Linked DNA regions of Homo sapiens: region 1 is linked to region 2. Evidence: chromatin loops called from intact Hi-C (ENCODE). Cell type or tissue: dorsolateral prefrontal cortex. All regions are shown on one strand. Each heading gives the region's core, and the rest is flanking DNA. Links, peaks and the distances in the headings are about the cores only.

Region 1 (2,924 bases), core at 215-2,714, 610 kb before region 2:
GAGAAGATATAAGCATTTAGTCTTGTAGAGAAGATGAACTCAGAACAAAGTTAATTTATCAGAGGGTAAGATTAATGCTATGATAGGGGAGTTCACATGAGGAAGTGAAGAATTATAACTGGTGAATAAGGCAGTGTGAGCATTAATCTTTGTATTTTCTGATTTCCTGAGCACAAGAATGTATATCAGGAATACTTGCAGGTCAAAAAATGCCATCCACCAATATTAATGAAGCTGGTAGAAGTCTTGGGATATGGCTTCAGAAAATTGTTATCAAACTCATTTTTCTCTTAGAAAAACAATAAAAGGAAACTTTCTCTAAAAGTACAAGAATACTTATCTTCCCATCCATCCATTCATCCATCCATTTCTCTATCCATCTTCCAAAAAGCAGTTGAACTGATCTTTTTGGAACAAAGCAAATCATGTCACTCCTGTGACTATGTTTTCAGTGGCTTCCCACTGCTCTTAAACCGAAAATCAAACCCCCTCTCTTCCATTACCTACAACATTCTGCAATGACCTATCCTCTCCTACCTCTCTGGTCCCAGGTCATCTTACTCTCCCCTTTGTTCGTTGTCCTGTAGCTACTCTGCCTACCTCCCCTCCCCCAATGAATCTTAGGACCTTTGCATATGCACCTGCAATCCTGATCCCTCTGCTTCTGGCTCCTGCCCCCTGCCCTTCTTACTGCTGGCTCTTTCTCATGTTTCACATCAAAGGTTCAGTGTCATTTCCCTCGACCTTTGTTCACATCCTCCTTTATAATCCAAAGCGCTCCTTGAGACTAGGAATCCTTATCTATTTTGCTCATTAATGTCTCCCTGAACAAGGCATAAGAAATATATACTCAGTACATAGATTTCAAATGAGTAAACCAATACTTTTCTTGAGTGTGTGTCACCTACACTGGATTATAAGCTTAAGGACAGCAGTATGCCCATTTTGCTCACCATTGTATAACCAGTGCCTAAATCAGTGCCCAGTCCAACGAAGATGGTCCAAAAATAATTTTTGAAGATGTAAATAAATGAATTCATAAATAAAATGATTTATAAGATCTATTTTAGGTAAAAATAAAAAGCAAAATGAGAACAATAACAATAAAAACTTACGATCCCAACTTTAGGCTGCCAACAGATATGGGAAGGGAAGGTAAAAATTATAGCTTCAAGTTAAATACAGTTGTAAATAGCTATTCAATTTGAATTTATTATGAAAAAAAGTTCCCTAAAATTGTTTAAGCCAAATTCTAAATGTACTTCCCCTCCTATGTAGAATTGTGACTCCTATTTTATGATTCCTTATGAGTCTGTCATGTAAATGGTGTTTAAAGATTGTTAATGGAGTGTATTCTCTTAATGTCAATGAGGAGTTATCAAGCCTTAAATTAAGGACTGCATGAAAGACTAGTATTTCACATTGTACAGTTTTACCAGTCTAAAATGATTCTCACAATTGACCACCAGATGGTGATGTCTGGGAAAACCATCCCACGTGAAGAATTCTTTCTTCAGCCACTTGATGGCATCTCTCCGTTGTTTTCAAGATCTCCTGACCCATTCATCTTAATTCTTTTTGTGTTCCAGGTCTGCGTTGCTTTCTGTTCTGCAGTTCTTTCCTATCTCGTAGATTCCCACTATGATACCAGTCATGTGTAGGGTGTACTAAAGAGAAGGTCTTTGGGACATTCCTTTGAAAAATATTTGTTGTGAACATTTTTTAATTCTAATTGTTTTAGTTGTATTTTGCAGCAGAATAATTTTTTTCCCTTTTTATCTTTAAAGGAAACAGCTGTGTAGGCTTCTTTACATTTGTGAGAAAATATATATATCTCAAGGGACAAAAATACTGGTTAGCGTATTTGTGTGTGTATATGTGTGATGTTTTTAAGGCTTGATGATTAGCTTGCACAGTAGTGTTATGCTGCTGAACTATATTATGATTCCAAATAGGAACATTTAAGCTGTACTCTTTGTAGTAAAATAGACTATTTATACATCCTTTGCTTATGTAACTTCCTCTGATTTTTAAAAAATATTTATGATAAGAATATACAATCACATCAAAGCTCCAATGTAGAGTTTGGTTTTATAGTGTTTGCAGGTAAATGAACATTTTCAAATAAATATATTTTTCTTAAGGGCTAGTAATTTTTCTTCTGAATTTAGTTATATTCTCATTAACTTATTTGTTTTGGCCTTATGGAGAAGCCTTGGTTGGCATTTTATAAAACAAAGTTTTGGGTGACCATACTTTCAGGGATTACTTTCAGAGCATTTTAAAGATCCTCCAGATGAGTTTTGCTATTAACAGTCTGCAAATGAAATGAGCAAATTTTTTCAAGTGCTATTTTTAAGTCAGGAAGTATATTCCAGATGAAACACTTTTTTCATTGCCTGCTCTTTAAAAGCAAATCATAGATATCTTAAAGCTCATTAGAGATTTATCTGTTTTGAAATAAAACTGTTTTCCTCTTCTTCCTTCATGAAGATTTTTATCTGTATATCTTTAAGTGGCTTGTCGTTACGTTTTGAGCCATAAAGCTCACTTCTTTCAAAACCCCTGCTTCCACAAAACACAGAACTTTTATTTATGATCATGATGCTCAGGGAGGTTGACAATCATAAGTAGTTACGTACATGTGTAACAATAGTTGGACGTACATTATAACACACCAGGGCTCTGTTAAAAGTGTCTTGGCTGACTGGGAAGATCAAGCAGACAACAAGAGTAAGTTGTGAATAGCTGGAAAAGGGGACTTTATCTCTCCTCTGGCCACCTTAAATCAGTTAAGACAGGATTTGCAACAAATAACAAACCTCAACAAAATTAAAATATGAGGAAAAATATGTTCTCTCACCTAAAAAGAAGGACTGAGATATGATGGTTCCAAGTTGGTTAACGTAGAGTCTAAAAGATAT
Region 2 (2,924 bases), core at 277-2,776:
ATATCCAGCAGCATGAAGCTTGGCAATTATTTAGGGGTGTCTCTTCCTCAGTGCACTAAGGGTGTTGGTGAACTGTGAAAAACCTGTTTAAACAGAAATCACTTATACAATCTCATTTCAGTCTCACACCCCAGCCATGTAAACTGGATATTTATTGCCTCCATTTCACAAATAATCAACAGTGGCTGAGAGGAGCCACAGGGACTCTCACTTGGGCCCCCTGCCTGGAGCCTAATGTTGCTTTCGTTACTGCACTGCCTCCATTTCCAGCTTCCCCTCCAGCTGCTTGGCAGGCTGCCTCTATGGACAGGATGCATTCACCTAGATGAGCTCTGGGCCAATAGCACTTACTGTGATGATAGAAATGTTCTGTATCTGTGCTTTCCAGTTCAGTAGTCACTAGCCACATGGAACTATTAAGTTCTTAAAATGTGGCTAGCCTGACTGAGGAATTATAACTTTAATTTTATTTAATTTTGATTAATTTAAACTTAGCCACCTGTGAACCGCACAGCTCTAGAGACAGAATCTGGAGAAAAATAAGAACCTGGGAAATAGTTCCAATGGTTTCTACCCACAAATCAAAGTAAACCTAAGCCGCTGGTTTGCCTCTCTGTTAAAAGACCTTCCTAACTCTTTTTCAGAAAAGTGGCAAGTTGGTACGCTAGTTGATGAGAGCACCCTCCCCATGCAAAATACTATTCAAGTGATGCCTTGAAACCAGTGATTGGCCAGCAGAAGCAAAATGTGTGGTAGAGCAGAGTTTCTCAAACTTGAGTGTGTGCACAAGTCATCTGGGATCTTGTGAAAATACGGATTCTGGTTTAGTGGGTCGGGGACAGGGTCTGAGACTTGCATTTCAAAGAAGCACCAGGGTGGCACTGCTGCAGCTGCTCTGTGAACCACACTTTGCCTAGCCAGACGGTAGAGCAATGCTGCTCACCAGGCCAGTTTTGCCTCCCTTCACACATGGGGGCATTTGGCAATGTCTGGAGACATTTTTGAGCATCATGTCTGGAAGGATGGGGGTGGGAAAATGCTATTGACATCTACTGGGTTCAGTCAAGGCGTGCTATTAATAATCTACAATGAACTTGTATGCATGCATCAAAATATCACATGCATACCATAAACATGTACAATTATTATATATCAAAAAAGCATGGAGTTTCAAAGACCTTCTTTTTAAAAAGTTTTTAAAAATGTAATAATAATAATAATCTACAATATACAGGAGAGCCCTGTGACAAAGAGTTACCCAAAATGTTAATAATACCAAGTTTGAGAAACCTGCTGTATAGCCAAGCAGGCTCTTTGGGAATAGGGGCATTAATGGCAGAGGGATGGAGCAGGCGCTCTTGGTGTAATAACTGATCGTCGTTTTCTCTCTTCCACTCTTTTCTCCCACTTGTCCTCACACAGGAGCCAATGCCTCGGCCCCAGACCAACTGAGCTTAGCTTTAGCCTGGAACAGAGTCGACATCGCTCGCAGCCAGATCTTTATTTACGGGCAACAGTGGCCGGTAGAGTATATATCGTCTCCCATGAAAAGCCCACTTTGGTTGGCCAAGGGTATTTGTTTAAGGAGCCTCTGAGGTCAGCTCAGAAAACGATTGCTTTTTCTTTAAGATGGAATGTGTTCCTTGGTAGCAAAGTCTGTATCCTGAGCTCCCTTTCTCATATTTAGGAAAGCACCGCCATCTAGTGGAAATTTCAACTGAACACAACTCCAAATATTTCCATCTCTATGAGTTGTCTTTAATAGCAATTTTCAGCTGCAAATGATGCCATTTATTTGAATACATCTGAAAAAATATAAGACAAATCTGTATTAACTAAAATTAAGGAAGGGGTAGAATTATTAATTTGCTTCTGATTGTCTTTGATGGGGCAAAGGGAAGGGTCACACCTCAGGATGCAGAATTAGCAGGCTTCCCTCTGCAGGCGCCATCTGGTCCTGGTGACTGAGCACAGGTCCTCCCTATTTGCAAAGAACAACATGAGGAAACCAATGCTTTATATAACTGTTCTTGGTTTGCTTCCCTCAATTGACTCTACCAAAAATAAAAATTTGAGAGATTGGCCATCAGGTGGGATATGTATGCATCCACAGGAGGCAGCCCAGCAGCCTGAAACTCGGTTTCTGTGCCTGGAATCACAGCACTCACCGGCAAGCCTTATCTTACTCCTTCCTTTCCCCTAGAGAGTTTCTGCCTGGGATGGAGCCCCTGTCTTCATTCAGTGCTGGTGGATTGCTAACATGGAAAGATTTGTCAGAGTCTAGACCCTGCAACATTTTTGTGAAATGGATTAAATAAAAATCTAAGCTATTGGCAAATCCAGAAAGTAGGCTGGTTGTTCTGTTTTGTTATGTTTTTGTTTTGTTTTCAGTTAAGTGACATCTTTGTGGTCTTGCTTCTACAGAGACCCAGCATTGATTTAGGGCCTTTGGTCTGTTGACTTGGGTCCCTCTTCTCAAGTTGGCCTGGGGTCTCCCTCAGAGCCTAAGGATAACAAAAATGAAGACAGCAAAAGTGCCCCCTTTGACACTTCGCTGGTGTTGAGAAATTTAATCAGATAATTGCAAGGGGAAAAACCTTGTGAACCCTTGCACCTTCTTGGGATCCAGAACAAGAGATTCAGGGAAGAAATAGTTTTTGGAACTAGAAATGCTTGACTTCTATTTGCAAAGACAGGCACCCAAACATGGGAGAGGTGTGGCTGTCCCAAAAGTGAATCTGTGAACAGTCTTGCTAGCATGTTCTTAGATGTGCTGAAGGTTTACCAGATGTCAAAGGCATCCATTTCTAAGCTGTTCAAGTGAACACTAAAGAACTGCATCCATAGATAGACCCTGGGGCAGACTAACTCAGTGACTTGGTTTGCAGGTGGGATCTCTGGAGCAAGCCATGTTGGATGCCTTA

Evidence for each region. Peaks named below come from ENCODE experiments on the same cell type or tissue, not always from the same donor. Only the 100,000 strongest peaks of a DNase experiment are listed, where the experiment ranks them.
Region 1: a loop joins it to region 2, with 7 times the contacts of the local background. A loop is called at or near these places in 86 of 110 quality-filtered maps.

The regions. Positions count from the first base shown.
Region 1 is chr9:71,248,484-71,251,407 of GRCh38, reverse strand. It overlaps a transcript of TRPM3 not described here. Among named protein-coding and RNA genes, the nearest start is that of TRPM3, 130 kb to the right of the region's middle. RefSeq lists a silencer at 1,361-1,655. In dorsolateral prefrontal cortex, for the core only: CTCF peaks have their summits at 1,283 and 1,486 (motif pointing right); no DNase peak of the experiment used is centred there; H3K4me3 peaks cover 364 bases.
Region 2 is chr9:70,639,159-70,642,082 of GRCh38, reverse strand. It overlaps TRPM3 (transient receptor potential cation channel subfamily M member 3), which reads left to right. Exons shown (of 26, transcript NM_001366145.2): 10 at 1,423-1,523; 11 at 2,889-2,924. Among named protein-coding and RNA genes, the nearest start is that of MIR204, 170 kb to the left of the region's middle. In dorsolateral prefrontal cortex, for the core only: CTCF peaks have their summits at 1,502 and 1,707 (motif pointing left); DNase peaks (open chromatin) are centred at 1,464 and 1,955; H3K4me3 peaks cover 305 bases; H3K27ac peaks cover 1,460 bases.